Regions from separate parts of the Homo sapiens genome. Here region 1 is linked to region 2. A link is an interaction called in ENCODE POLR2A ChIA-PET data of the cell type or tissue named here. Cell type or tissue: OCI-LY7. All regions are shown on one strand.

Region 1 (8,000 bases), 310 kb after region 2:
TTAATTGTGAAGAAATAGAAAATCTGAACAGACCAATAACAACTAAGGGAATTCAATCAGTAATAAAAAGTCTTCCATCAAAAAGGAACCTAGGATCTGATGGCTTCATTGCTGAATTCTACCAAACATTTAAAGAACTAATACCAATTCCTCTCAAATGATTTCCAAGAAATTAAAAGAAGAAAACACTTTCAAACTCATTCTAAGAGGCTAATATTACTTTGATGCCAAAACCAGACAAAAACACAACAAAAAGAAAACTACAGGCTGATATCTCCGATAGACATAGATGTGCAAATTCTCAACAAAATAACTAGCAAACCAAATTCAACAGAACATTTTAAAAATTCATTTACCATGATCAATGGGATTCATTTCAGGGATGAAAGGATGGTTCAACATGCAGATCAATAGAAATGATACATCACATTAACAAAATCAAGAATAAAAACCACATGATCAATACATGCACAAAAAGCATTTGACAAAATTCAACATCCATTTACGTTAAAAACTCTCAGAAAATTAGGTGTAGAAGAGATGTACCTCAACATAATAAAGGTCATATATGACAAGTCTGTAGCTAATATCATACTGAATGGGGAAAAGTTGAAAGCATTTCTCTAAAATCTAGAACAAGACAAAGATGCCCACTTTGGCCACCTCTATTTAACATAATAATTGAAGTCCTAGCCAAAGTATTAGGCAAGAGAAAGAAAGAAAGGGCATCCAAATTGAGAAGGAAGAAGTTAAATTGTCCCTGTTGGCAGATGACAAAATCTTATATATAGAAAACTCTAAAGACCCCACCAACAAAATTTTATCTAATAAATGATAAAGCTCTATGTCACTGATTTGGGCAGCAACTTCACTGATGAAGTTGCTGGATAATAGATAGATAGATAGATAGATAGATAGATAGATAGATAGACAAAATATGTAAATCAGTAGTGTTTCTATATACTAATAGTGAACTACCTGCAAAAGAAATTAAGAAAACAATCCCATTCACAATAGTTATAAAATAATAAAATACTTAGGAATAAATTTAACCAAGAAGTTGAAATATCTCTACAGTGAAAACTATAAAACATAAATGAAGAAATTGAAGAAGATGCAAATAAATTGAAAGATATCACATGTTCATGGATTGGAAGAATAAATACTGTTAAAATGTCAATACTACCCAGAATCATCTACAGATTCAATGCAATCTCTATCAAAATACCAATGACATTGTCTTCAGAAATAGAAAAAGCAATCCTAAAATTTGTATGGAACTAAAAACAAATAAACAAACAGAAAACCCTGAATAGCCCAAACAACCTTGAAGAAAAGAAAAGCTTCAGGTATTATACTACCTGACTTCAAAAACTCTAATAATCTACAAACCTATAATAATCAAAACAGCATTGTACAGGCACAAAAACAGACACATAGACCAATGAAACAGAATAGAGAGCCCGGAAATAAATCCACACATTTATAGCCCACTGATTTTCAACAAAGGTGTTAAGAATACACGATGTGGAAAGGACAGTGTCTTCACTAAATAGTATTAAGAAAACTGGATATCCACTTATAGAAGAATGAAATTAGATTCTTATCTCTCACCATAGACAAAAATCAACTCAAAATGGATGAAAGACTTAAATGTATGACCCTGAACTGAAACTACTAGGAGAAAACATTGGGGAAAGCTCTATGTCACTGATTTGGGCAGTGATTTTTTTGGCTAGGACCTCAAAAGCAAAAGCAATAAAAGCAAAAATAGACAAACGGGATTACACACAACCAAAAGGCTTCAGCATAGTAAAAGAAACAATCAACAGAGTGAAGAGACAACCTATGAAATAGGAAAAAGTACTTGCAGTCAATACATCTGAGAAAAAGTTAATATCCAGAATATATAAGAAACTCAAACAACTCAATAGTGAGAAAACAACCCTATTAACAATGGTCTAATTCTCAAAAGAAGAAATGCAAATGGCCAACAGGTATATGAAAAAATGCCCAATATCACTAATCAACAGAAAAATGCAAATCAAAACCACAATGAAATATTACCCCATACCTATGAAAATGACTATAATCAAAAAGACCAAAGATAACTAGTATTGTCAAAGATGTCGAGAAAAGAGAATCCTCACATGCTGTAGGTGGGACTGTAAATTAGAACAGCCATTATGGAAGACAGTATGGAGGCTCTTAAAATATAAAAAATGGAACTACCATATGGTTCAGCCATCCCACTACTGGACATGTATCCAGAGGAAATTAAAGCAGTGTGTTAAAGAGATATCTGCACTCCCACATTTATTGCAGCACTATTCACGATAGCCAAGACAGCATCAATGTAGATGTTCATCAAAAAATTAATGGATAAAGAAAATGCAATATACATACATGATGGAATACTATTCAGACATAAAAAATAATGAAATCCTATCATTTACAACAACATGGGTGAGCCTGAAGGATATTATGTTAAATGAAATGAGGTAGGCACAGGATGACAAGTACTGCATTATCTCACTCATGTGGAATCTGAAAACGTTGATCTCATAGAAGGACGGTGCAGAATCATGGTTACAAGAAGCTTGGGTAATAGTGGGGAAGGAGGAATGAGGGAAATGTTGCTCAAGGGATATATAATTACAGTTAGATATGGGGTGTGTGTCCAGAATAGACAAATATAGAGAGACAGAAAGTAGATAATGATTGCATGTGGCCAGAAAATAGAGGGGTGAGGATAGGTGAGGCGTTGGAAAAAAAATTGGGGATGCCTGCTAGTGGGTATGGCGTTCTTTCTTGGGTGATGAAAACATTCTGAAATTGATTGTGGTGATAGTTGCACCACTCAGTGATTGTCATAAAAAACCATTGGATTGCATAACTTAAATGGTGAATTGTATTATATGTGAATAATATTTCAATAAAGCTGTTTTTAATAAAAGATACTGTAGCATGTTTGTATACTTATGGGAATAATTTAGAATGAAGAAACATATTGATGATGGAGCAAACTTTTTGAGAAAGTAAGAGGGTCATGGGCCTAATGCACAAGTGGAGAGTCTTGTCATCAACAAGATGAGGGGCAATATATTCGTGGTAGGGGAAGAGAAGGCAGTGTATGTGAATGCAGAGGTGAGTAGGTCAACAGCAACAGAAAGATGAGAGAGTTTTCTTCTGACTGCTTTTATTTTCTCAATGAAATATGAAGCAAGATTACACAATGAGAGTGAACAGAGAAGTATGAGGTGACAGGATAAGGTATGCAATAGTGATAATGGAGCAACATGGACTGTGAACATGTAGGATAATTGCCTGGCATTGCTGTTGGCTACCTGAGATTTGGGGGTCCTACACTTAAAAGGGGATAAGTCATCAGGGTTGTGCATTTAAAAAAAAATCCCATTCAGCTGTTTATGTCCAGGAGTGAAGCATGCAGAAGGGCGTGTAAACCAGGAGAGTGCTATGGGGGAAGAGAGATGAAGGTGTGCTCGAGGGAGTGTTGTGGTGGTGAGCTGCAGAATCTGAGCTGAGCACCATGAGAAGTGAGCACATGAAGTGTAGTTACTGATAATGGAAAAGTAGCCCTGGGGTAATTGAAGTCATGTTGGAAATAGAGTGCAGGAGAAAGTGAGCTAGAAACACAACTTAGTGGGGGTGGGGGATGTATGCTGAAAACAAAGGAGTGATGATAAGTTCTAAGGTTTGACTGTGGGAATGGGGAGTCAGAGAGGGATAAAAGGAAATAACGTTGGTAGTAAGAAGGGCAAGGAATTCAGAGGCCTATTTATTATACAGATTTTTCTTTTGGCAGCTGTTGAAAACACTGAGAACAAAGACAATTATTGATGGAAAGGAAGACAGACAGTGAACACTTCCTATGAGATAAAAACTGAAATGATAGTTTTCTTGAAAACTCTGGCTTTTTGAAATATCTACAACTTTTTGCCTGACTCTGAGCCCTCCGTGGAAGTGGAGATCTGAGCACCCCTGAGCATTACCTGACAGAACCTTAGTCCTAAGAAGTCCTTACAGCCCTTCAGGAAGCAGAGCCCAAGCATGATTGCATCCCATGCCCTGCTCTGAGTTGCCCAACTCACCACAGATCAACAGCAACAGCCTCGGCAGCATGAGGACCAGGTCAGGGATGGTACCTAGAGATGCCTCTCATCAAAAAAAGAATGCACCTCAGAGTCGAGCAGCAGCAGCTCATCAGAGGTTTGAGGAAGTTGATATCGGAAGTTACCCTTCAGCAGAAGTAGAAGGAAGAAGAACCCTCTAGTGACCAGTCTCCATTTCCTTTTCTATGAAGTCTGAGAAAATTAAAGATGCTCCTTTTTAAATATAGTTTGATTCAGTTCCACAAGCTGCAGATAGTACACATCAATATTTGAGGGACTTTTTCAAGAATTCAGGTATTTCAAAGGAAGTTTTCTAAAGGCAGTTTCCTACTTTGATGAGTCTCATCAGGTTATGGTCCTGCTGAAATTCATCTTTGATACATCTACAATACTTTTCACCTTTGATAGGGATGTCTCCTGGATTGTTTCTAATTGGCACATTCTTCTTGCTCAGCAATATAGTCCCACTATGCAAACTTTCTCTAGTATAGTCATATTATGCAAACATGTCATTAAATCAGGGACTGATGGGGCTGTCACCCCGGTTATGTGTAGTGTCTGACCCTTGCTGCATATGATGACTTATGTACAGGGTCAACCTATTCATACAGATATACGCTTTGATATTCAAACTTTCAGTGTACCAGTAAATGAGCATGAAATCACTGAAAAATAAAATCACGGCAAATTACAATCTGGGGGATATTTGAAAATGAAATACAGAAAAGAAGTATATGCAAATTAGCTTCAGGGCACTTGAGAAGGGTTCACCATTAGTACTAACTCTGGCATTTGTAAAATTGCCCCTCTTTTCCCTCAAAATCAGGGCACCTATAATCTCTCCCATTGCTACCTTTAGCACATTAGGGATACCAGTTCTAGGCAAGTGAAGCCTAGATTAGGGATTGGAGGAGAATAAGCTATCTTAATTTTCAACATTTCTTAAATCCGTGAGTGTCTAGGATTAAGAATAACTAGAATGTGTGGAAAGTAACCTATTAGGGGAAAGATGCTGTCAGGCAATGATGTCTAAGTCCAGGTATCCAGCTCAATGAGTATGACTGAGAAAAGAAACTATTCAGTGATACGCAAAACCAGAGGGAAAAGGGAGCAATGTTGGTAACCAGGCTAACAGCGAAAGTGCTGAAAACGAATAGGTATTCCATAGCTTTATTTATTGGCTTAGGAAAGCCTGTGTGGGGATAAGCTTGTTTAGTGTAAAGTTTCAGGACCAATGCAAAAAAATCTCCTGAATGAGAATGTAGAGCCCTTTAAATCCAGGGTGTAAAGCTGTTTTTGCATACACTCTGCTGTTTCATCTCTCTCTTTTTCTTTTAATCTGTTGGTTTTTTTAATGTTTTAATTGACACATTGTAATTGTACATATTTATGGGGCACAGTTTGACATTGCAATATAATACATATATATGTTGTACAGTGATGATCAAATCAGGGTGGTTGGCATATCCATTGTCTCGTGCAGTTTTCATTTCTATGTGGTGAGAACATTCAAAAGCCTCTTTCCTAGCTATTTTGTAATATATAATACCTTACTAGTAACCATAGTTACCCTACTGTGCAATAAAACACCAAACCTTATTCCTCCTATCGAATTGGCACCTTGTACCTGTTGACCAATCTTTCCCTCTCTTCCCTCCTCATTCCCTCCTCAGTCTCTGATAGATGCTATTCTATGCTATACTTCCATAATATCAACTTCTTATTTTTTTCAGATTCCACATATAAGTAAGTTCATGTGGTATTTGTCTTTCTGTGTCTGGCTTGGTTCACTTAACATGATGTCCTCCAGCTTCATCATGTTGTCACAAATGACAGGATTTCATTTTGTATGGCTGAATGGTATTCCGTTGTATATATACACCACATTTTCTTTATGGATTCATCTGTTGTTGGGGTCTTAGGTTGATTCTCATCACATCTCTTCCTGTGTGTCCTGCTCCAGTGCCTTCACAAGATGTTCAGATTAAAATGTGTTTCCTCCTCCACAGATATAAAGGCTATAACATTTTATTTGTTAAGCTCTCTCACACTTTTATTTTTATAATGTGATAGTTCATGCATGCATACAAAAAAGTAACATGAATATAAATTATGAAATACTACGATGAAATGAAAAGCCATGAGCCTATCCCCAGACTGTTTTAAGAACTTGAACATAAGGCGGGCGGATCACGAGGTCAGGAGATCGAGACCATCCTGGCTAACACAGTGAAACCCCGTCTCTACTAAAAAACACAAAAAATTAGCCGGGCGTGGTGGCGGGCGCCTGTAGTCCCAGCTGCGCGGGAGGCTGAGGCAGGAGAATGGCGTGAACCCGGGAGGCGGAGCTTGCAGTGAGCCGAGATCGCGCCACTGCACTCCAGCCTGGGTGACAGAGCGAGACTCCGTCTCAAAAAAAAAAAAAAAAAAAAAAAAAAAAAAAAAGAACTTGAACATAACATGATACTATTACATCTACTTGAGTGTGCCTTTTCTAACCCACTCCTCGTGTACTCTCCAGAAGTAATTACCACTCTGAATATTTTGTTTATAGTTCTCTTTCTTAAAAATCAGCTTATCGAGTTATAATTAATATACATTGAAATGAACCCATCATAAGTATATGATTCAATGATTTTTGACAAACATACACACTGATGTAAAAGCAATCACTGTCATGATCTAGAACATTTCCATCATCTCAATGGGTTTCCTTGTGTGCCTTCCCAGTCACCCCAAACCTCCCAGAACCAGGTAACTCTCCATCTGCTTTCTATAGATTTGATTTGCCTTTTCTAGAATTTCCTACAAATTGAAACATATAATATTTACTCTTTTGTTTCTAAGTTCTTTCCTTTTGCATAATATTTTTGAGATTCATCCATGTAGTATGAATAAAGCTGCTATAAACATTCATGTACAAAATTTTGGGTGACTATTCCAGGGTGGAATTATTGAATGAGAATATGCTTATGTTTTCAGGAAACTTAAATTACTTCCCTACTTGATTTTTACTATTTTACATTCCCACCAGCAGTCTGAATTCCAGTTTCTCCATATCCTCTCCAACTCCTTTTTTAAAGCCAATTCAATGCATGTGTAGAGATATCTTATGAGTTTAATTTGCATTTCTTGGCGGCCAATGAAGCTAAACATTTCTCATGTGTTTATTAGCCCTTTGTATATTTTCTTCCTTGAAATGTCTCTTCCTGTTATTTTCCTATTTATTCATAAGGCTGCTTGTCCAATTTTTGTCAAAAAACAAAAACAAAAAAGAGATCAGAATTATCTAATTTTGGTGAAGCCCAATTTATCTTTTTTTTCTTGCATGGTTAATGCTTTTTTTTTTTTTTTTTTTTTTTGAGATAAGGTCTCACTTTGTGACCCAGGCTGGAGTGCAGTGGTATGATCATGTCTTTCTACAGCCTCAACCTCCCAAGCTCAAGCAATCCTCCTGCCTTAGCCTTCTGAGTGGCTGGGACTACAGGAGCGCACTATCATACCTGGCTAATTTTTTAATTATTATCTTTAATAGAGACAACATTGTGTGTAGTAAAGACAAATCTATATCCAGAGTAAGTGTCTATTCCAGTAAGGACAAAACACTACCGCTTCCATGATGGAAGTGGCCCCTTTTAATCAACCTGCCACCTGGTAGCTGGCTGATTACTCTGGGAAGTAGTGTCATATTAGGGACTCAGCGTGGTCTCCACTGCTGGCATATTAGGCACTCCAAGGCAGCTGTAGCCAGGTTGCCCTTGGAGAGTGCAAGTTCATGATGCTGAGCCCCTGCATTAACTCCATCTTTCCACCATGGCCACTTTGTTCATGAGCCCACTGGGCCACAACACGGGTGGCTGGGGAAGT
Region 2 (8,000 bases):
ACATGTTTGAGACTGGATAATTTATAAAGAAAAGAGGTTTAATAGCTCACGGTTCTGCAGGCTGCACAGGAGGCATGACGCTGGCATCTGCTCAGCTTCTGGGAGGCTTCCGGAAACTTACCATCATGACCGAAGGCAACCTGGGAGCAGGTGCATCACATGGCCATAGTGGGAGCAAGAGAGAGAGGGAGAGTGCAGGGGTAGGGGCCACACACTTGTAAACAACCAGATCTCACAGTAACTCACTATTGTGAGGACATTACCAAGGGGGATGGTGCTAAACCATTCATGAGAAATCTGCCCCGGAGATCCAATCACCTCCCACTGCGCCCCACCTCCGACACTGGGGATTACATTTTAAAATGAGATTTGGGCAAGAACACACATCCAAACTATACTAGATGGTGTCTATTACCTACATTGTAGGAAAGATGAAGAATTTAGGGCATTATAGGGCTTTCCTGTCTTCCTGTCCCCTTTACTTCCTGGTTTCAATCTGTAATATGACTAGGTTTTTCTAATGGCTAGATTTATGCTTTAAAAAAAAGGACCTAAATTTCAATTTCTTTCTTTTTCTTTTTTTTCCCTTTTTTTTTTTTTTTTTTTTTTTTTTCTTGAGACGGAGTCTCACTCTCTCGCCTAGGCTGGAGTGCAGTGGAGAAATTTCGGCTCAATGCAACCTCCACCCCCCGGGTTCAAGCAATTCTCCTGCCTCAGCCTCCTGAGTAGCTGGGATTACAGGCGCATGCCACCATGCCTGGCTAATTTTTGTATTTTTATTAGTGACGGGGTTGTACCATGTTGACCAGGCTGGTCTCAAACTCCTGGCTCAAATGATTCACCGGCCTTGTGAATCAATCCCAAAGTGCTGGGATTACAGCTGTGAGTCACTGCACCCAGCCAAATCTCAATTTTTTGATGTATTATTTTTAGAAAAAGTCTATATTGATTCTCCACTACACACACACACATACACAAAGTTAGTGCATGTAGACTTTCCTCTGCTTTCCACCTCCAGAGTTCTGTGAGCCATAATATCACTTTTGTGTTGCACGTGTTTATAGAATTTGAATACTGAAGTAGCCATAATTAAGTGTTCTGTGCTTGAAGTTGATTCTAAAAATTGAAAACCCTTAAACAGTATTTAAGGCATTATTATTATGTAAACACGAGTCACTGCAGAACCAAGTACTGTGATTAGGCCCACGGAAAAGGAAATAAAATACTATGTAATTAAACCTTGGGCACTCAAAGGAGAATGTTCTATGAATAAAGGTCTCTTTTCTCCACTCCATTAATTATCCAGTTACCCACACTTCAGTTACTTCAAATTTGAACCACGACTTTCTTAGACTGTCTTGTTTTCCCTGGATTTCTAATTGTCATTCTATTTGCTGTAATTTTTATTGAAGAATAACATATCTCATCTGATTGTTTAGAATTGACTTAGACCTGCTTAGAATCTTTATTCTGTGTTCTTATTTCTATAATTTCTGGAGTGGAAGTGACTTCCTCTGGTGGAAGTGGAGCAATCTTCCCCAAGTCCTCTGACTTTTTGGATGCATTGTTTTCTGGGGCAGCTGTGTAGCTGTCAGCTTAGAATTTTTTCTGGGACACCTGAGTACTACATTCTCATGGATCTTGTGACATTTTCTTTCTTAGATTTTATTTTTATTGCTAAAGTTTAGATTTGCTGGAACATGTGCTACATCAGTATAACATGGTGATTAAGAGTGGGCCTTCTGAGTTTGAAACTGCTTCATATTAGTCCTGTGGCCTTGGATAACTGGATCTCAGCACTGTGGCATCTTCATCTGTAAAACGGGCACAATGCAGCTCTCTTATAAGTTATTTTGAGATGGAGTGAGACAATATATGTAGTACTGTTAGGACAATGACCAATAAATGATAAATCTAATATTTTGGTGGATTTTGCAAGCGAGAGGAGTAATGGGGTGTGTGCTCATTTGGCCATCCTGAATTGGCAGACAAGACATATTTCTGAAGTAGTCAAGAAGGCCCACCTCGTCACTATGCACATCCTCAATGCCCTCATGCCATCCTCGATGCCAATGACTGGCATGTACGTCTCCAGAGCTCCCTCCTGAATCCAGTCTTCTGTCACTGACTGTGTCCTTGACATCTCCACCTGCATGTCCATTGCTCAAAACCAAACTTCTGATCCTCTCCCCTAACTTGTTCCACTTACAGTGTTCTCCACCTCAGGATGGAGCTGCCATCTTTCTAGAATCTCAGGCCAAGTATTTTGGAATCATGTTGATTCTTTTCTTTCTCTTGAATCTTCATTTCATCCATCAGAAAATTCTGGATACTTTAGCTTCAAGATATGCCCAGTATTCCATCACTTCTGACCCCACCACCATCACCCCATCTCAACTGTCATAATCTCTCACCTGGATGGTGTAGTGGTCTCCTAACTGGCCCCCCTGCCTCCACGTGGCTCTCTGCTGTCTAGCCCCAAACTTGTTGGGTGTGATCCTATTTTATGTCCTCTTCTTGGGGCACTCCTCCCTCTGACTCCTGTATGCTGTCCAAATGGCCATGGAACATTTCATGCCTTTGTTCAGATCACCGTCTCTGTGAGGACTTCCTCGACCACTCTTTATTGTTGCAGCCTCCTCTGGGCATCCTAACCCTCCTATTTGGCTCTATTTCTTCTTTTTCATGGCGCATGCCACCTTCTAAATCATGACATAAGTTACATACTTATCATGTTTAGCGTTCCCTGTCTGTTTCCCCTGCTAGAATGTCAGCTCCTTGAGGGCAGAATTTTTTTTATTTGCCTTGTTTACCAGTGTATTCCAAGTACTTAGTACAGCAAGCACCTGGCTCAGTTGTAGGTACAGAATATGAATACATATGAATAAGAATTCTCAGTTGTAGGCAAAACTGAGGATGTGCATAGTGGCAAGGTGGGTCTTCTTGATGACTTCTCAACAATTCTCAGTTGTAGGCACTGAATATGAATTCATACTAAATAAGAACACATACTCAGTGAAGGAATTTGCAAATGATAGTGAGGAGCGTGGAGGAGCTCCCACACTGCCTTGCCCCACAGTTTAGCTATTGAAGGTGACATCTGAAGGAGGCAGTTTGGCTAATAAGTACAGGGGGCAGACTCTCCTTAAGGGTAAGAGTGACAGGGAGGTCACTTTCAGAGTGCAAGAAGGGTGACAGGAAACATGAGCATGAGCAGGGCCTGAGGGTCTCAAGGGCCCCTTCTAGCTCTAACCTTCAGTGATTTCAGGCCAGGTGAGGTGCTGAGCTCCCTGGCCCCAGAAGCATTCCAGCATAGGCTGGCTGATGTCTCAGCAGGGATGCTGTGGAGGGGCCCAAGCATGAGAAAAGTACAAGAAGTGGATGCCCTCAAGGCCTTCTCTAGTAATAAGACTTGAAAATTAAACAACTCACCCCTCCCTGACCACTCTCACACCCCAAAGCCTGAGGCCTGGAGTCCCTGGGCCAGCTGGGGAGGGTCCTCCTGAGCTATTGCCTCACCCTCCCTACGCCCCTGTTACCCCATGGTTATGGCCACAGCACCTCCTCCTTCTTCCCTTCCCACGCAGAGCTCATTCTATTTTTGGTGAGGCCAGGTGACAGTGACCCTGACAAAGAGCACTGCTTGGTCAGATGGAAGGAAGGCAAGTGAGGGGCACCTGCCTCTAAGCCTTATTCTCCCATGTCTTCCCCCAGCTCTCCTCCATCCACCAACATGGCCACAAGGCCGCCTCTGGACCAGATCTATCCATCGGGTTTGCTCTGTGGTGCCCCACTTGGAGACACAGGTGGACATGGTGTTCAGAGGTGTGGGACAAACACATAAGATGGACGAGAGCAATGGTGGAGAGATGGGAAGGGAGGCTGAGGCCGGGCGTGGAGGACACGTCCCTGAGGCACCCAGCAGCCTGAACACTCTCATTTTGTCTCTTTTCATCAGAGTCCTTAATCTCTTAAACTGCCTGATGCCAAGAAATGTAGAGCTGCAGGATATGCTGGGCCCCACCCACGAAATTTGTATTTATTCACAGCCTTCTTATAAGCAAATATGTTCTTTTGTCAATAAGCCACCCGGAAGAGTGTCTCTGGGGACATCACCCCTTTGCTTTTATTTCTCTGGAAAATAATTAAAGAACATTCACATCAGAAAGATTTTATGAATTTATGTAATCCCTGAAATGTTGAGTTTATGCATTCCCACACCTCCCATCTAATTATCCCATTCCCCTCACATTAAAAAGAAGACCAGATTATTTTCCATCATTTTCTTCTGAAGTATGCTTTTTGTTTTTTGTTTTTTGAGACGGAGTCTCGCCCTGTCACCCAGGCTGGAGTGCAGTGGCGCAATCTCAGCTCACTGCAAGCTCTGCCTCTGGGTTCACGGCATTCTCCTGCCTCAGCCTCCCGAGTATCTGGGACTACAGGCGCCCGCCACCACGCCTGGCTAAGTTTTTATATTTTTAGTAGAGATGGGGTTTCACCGTGTTAGCCAGGATGGTCTCGATATCCTGACCTCATGATCCACCCGCCTCGGCCTCCCAAAGTGCTGGGATTGCAGGCGTGAGCCACCGCGCCTGGCCCTGAAGTATGTTTTTGCAATTCAGCAGCTGCTCCACTGTAATGATGGGGGAGGGACCAAGAAAGGCAAACAGAAAGCAATGCAAACTTGGTAACAAACACAGGCACCTCCCCACCTGCTTCCGTGAACATCTGCATAGCGTTCTCAAACCTTACCTCCTTCCATATGTAATTCAGTCAAGCAGCTGTTATTTCTTTTCCAGTTTTATAGATGAGGTAACCAGAGCTCAGAGAGGTTAAACAGCAACGGGTAGTGGCCTGTACAGGAGCCAGGCCTTCCGGCTCCAAGTCTCGTGTGCTCTCTTCCTGCTTCACAAATGCCTCTCCCCAAATAGGACTCTGTGGCCCACGATACTCACTGAGGACATTTGGTGAAGTGACTAAGCATGGACTCCAGGGATGCACAGTTCTAGCTCTGACTTACTATTGTGTGGTCTTAGTCTAAACTAATTTCTTTAAGTCTCAGTTACCTCATCTGTAAAATAGGGATGTGGCAGGCCAATTCTCCCTGATAGTCACACAGACAGGCCTGCATGACAGTCACACAGACAGGCCTGCATAGCACCCCAGCTACACAGACAAATTTCCACAGCACTGCCTTAACATTGAGCAAATAGTTAAACCTAGAGAAATCGGTGCCCAGACATCAAAGCTGGAAATGAAACATATGGTCAGTAGGAGCCTTGCATGGGCTTCTCCCTAACCTGGAGCAAGCCAAAATAATAGAGACAGTCATAGATTCCTAGTGCCAGGACCTGTCTCTGGTCAATGAAATCTGAGACGAGTCAAGGTAACAGAGGCAGCTGTTTGAATAGATTCATTGGAGAGTCTAAGACAGCTCTCCGGACCAAGCCATAAAGGAGATAAGAGAGAAATAATCACTCCAGTACCACAGTAGACAGGCCTTGAAGGTATTGGAGGCCTTTTAATTGGACTTAGCAAGCTTTTTTTTTGCCTCTGACCTTCTAGTTGAAACAAAATTAGTTACCAATAGACTTAGGTGAATGCTATACTGCACAGAGGCACATAATCCCAACCTATATAAGCACTGAGAAAACTGTAACACTTTGAGTTGGACTGATAGAATTATCTCTGACCTTCTCACTGTATCTGGTTACAGCAATAAGTTCCCTTCTTTCCTAGTTTGTCTGCTTCTCATTATTGGGCCTTGAGAAAACACAGCTGAACTCAGCTTGGTTCCAGGAACAGGGACAGTAATGAATAAGTATTGCATAGGCCTGTTATGCACCCTAAATAAGATAATTTATGCAAAAAGCTTAGCATAAGGTATGACACATTAATTCCTAATAAGTAGTAGTTATTCTTATGGCAAGCTCTCTGTTGAGTGGGCAGTATTAATCAGAGGAGATTGGAAGAGGGCAAAGACAATAAAGTTGGTTAGTTGAGGTAAAATTAGGAGACATGAAACAGGTCAGCTAGATGTCAAAGAGACAGGTGGACTTTGAGAAGTGACAAAAGACAAAACAAAAAGAGGAAGTGGGCATAATCTTAGAATATTTCTTTTAACCACAAATGTGAGGGAAGCCGGGCCTCTCTTCTCTTTGAGGAGACCCTAAAAGTAACAGCTCAGAGATCTGAACCAACTGAGAAACAATCCCCAAAAATGTGTGCAGCCAAGAGACCACCTTTGTGATTGTGATGATTAAGTTTATGTGTCAACTTGACTGGGCCACAGAGTGTCCAGACATTTGGTCAAACATGATTCTGAGTGTTTTGTGAGGGTCTCTCTGGGTGAGATGAACATGTGAATAATTAGACTAAATAGAGCAGATTGCCCTGCCTAATGTGGGTGGGGACCATCCAGTCTGTTGAAGGCCTGAATAAAACAAAAGGGCTGATTCTTCTTCTAGTAAGGGGGAACTCTTCCTGCCTTGGGCTGGGACATTAGTTTTTCAGCCTTCAGACTCAAACTGAAAAATGGCTCTTCTTGGGTCTTGAGCTTGCTGGCATTTGGACTGAAAGAAACTGTACTATTGGCTCTCCAGCTTGCTGACTGCAGATCTTAGGATATGTCAACCTCTACAGTCACAAGAGCCATACTGCTCTCCTAATATGTGGGGCTGTCCCCTCAAAGAAACATTCTGCCTCTGTGGAGCCTCCTGAGACCACTGCTGGGCAGTTGAGATTTTGTCCCTCAAGAACTCGAGTCCACTCCAGGCCACACTATACTCGAGGCTGAGGTTTGCTCTTTGTTTGCCCATTCTAAATTATAGATAGACCCGTTTCACTGGGTCTGTCCTATCCCAGGCTAAAGCATGGGGGAATTTCTTCACTTTCTCCTTCCTCTTCACTCAAGACCAGCACAAGGTTGCAAACTAGAAAAATGTATCTGTTCTAAAGACGGAAGCCTTCCCTCTCATGGAAGTCCAGCCTCGAGAGCAGACGCTTAGCCTGCCCATTTGGTTCTCGCACCCTTGTTAATCATTGTGTTTGTCAGTGTTCTCTAGAGAAACAGAACCAACAGGATGTGTGTGCTTGTGTGTGTGTGGTTTTTTTGTGTGTACTCACATGCACCCATGAGGTAAGCACACAGATATACACCTATCTGTGTACACAAATGCATATACATTTATACACACACATACACATGCACACATACAGAAAGATTGGTTTATTAGAATGAATTAGCTCTTGTGACTGTAGAGGCTGACATATCTCAAGATCTGCAGTCAGCAAGCTGGAGATCCAGGAGATCCAATAGCATAGTTTCTTTCAGTCCATATGCCAGCAAGCTCAAGACCCAAGAAGAGCCATTTTTCAGTTTGCGTCTGAAAGCAGAAAAACTTATGTCCCAGCCCAAAGCAGGAGTTCCCCCTTACTTGAGGAAGAATAAGCCCTTTTGTTACATTCAGGCCTTCAACAGACTGGACGGGGTCCACCCACATTAGGGTGGAGTTTGTTCTGCCACTGTGCAGTTATCATTCTGGGATGGGGGTACCTTACTCTCCCAATGAGAAATTCTAAATTTCCTCTTTTGAGCCTGGTGCCTCCACCTTCTCAGAACTGCATAGGGCGTGAGCTTTGTTGGTGATGTGACCTCCAGAACAGACTGTGAGCAGATTTTTTTCTTTAATCCTGAGCCTATGCTTGCTGCTGTCCTTCTTGACTTTCAACTAGGCCTAAAAAAGCGGCCTCGGTGGGAATGCATTTCTCTTGCTCCACGTCTATTTTAGTTGCATATCTGTAGTGATGACAAATGCCTCCAGCCTTGTCCTCTGCAAGGCTGCACTGGGCTGCATACAGGCTCCTGTCTCAGGTGTCTGGTTTCCTCCTTGAAAGGTTGGGGCAGCAGAGCCAGCCCTGTCTATCTGGGCAAGGCCCTGACACTTGGAAGCATGAAAAGCCATGGTTCAGGTGGAGTGAGCTTCCAATGCCCTTGGAAG

The links. Peaks named below come from ENCODE experiments on the same cell type or tissue, not always from the same donor. Only the 100,000 strongest peaks of a DNase experiment are listed, where the experiment ranks them.
Region 1: POLR2A ChIA-PET joins it to region 2 with 6 read pairs; 1 of 35 experiments calls an interaction of 5 or more read pairs at or near these places.

Annotation. Positions count from the first base shown.
Region 1 is chr1:157,815,895-157,823,894 of GRCh38, forward strand. It overlaps FCRL1 (Fc receptor like 1), which reads right to left and starts at 4,226. Exons shown (of 11, transcript NM_052938.5): 1 at 4,113-4,226. The coding sequence starts at 4,143. In OCI-LY7, a CTCF peak has its summit at 4,293; DNase peaks (open chromatin) are centred at 1,532, 3,557 and 4,227; H3K4me3 peaks cover 5,024 bases; H3K27ac peaks cover 4,800 bases.
Region 2 is chr1:157,506,164-157,514,163 of GRCh38, forward strand. It overlaps FCRL5 (Fc receptor like 5), which reads right to left. Exons shown (of 17, transcript NM_031281.3): 17 at 7,214-8,000. Among named protein-coding and RNA genes, the nearest start is that of FCRL5, 42 kb to the right of the region's middle. In OCI-LY7, no CTCF peak of the experiment used is centred here; DNase peaks (open chromatin) are centred at 4,738, 5,498, 6,118, 6,448 and 1 weaker place; H3K4me3 peaks cover 3,856 bases; H3K27ac peaks cover 4,978 bases.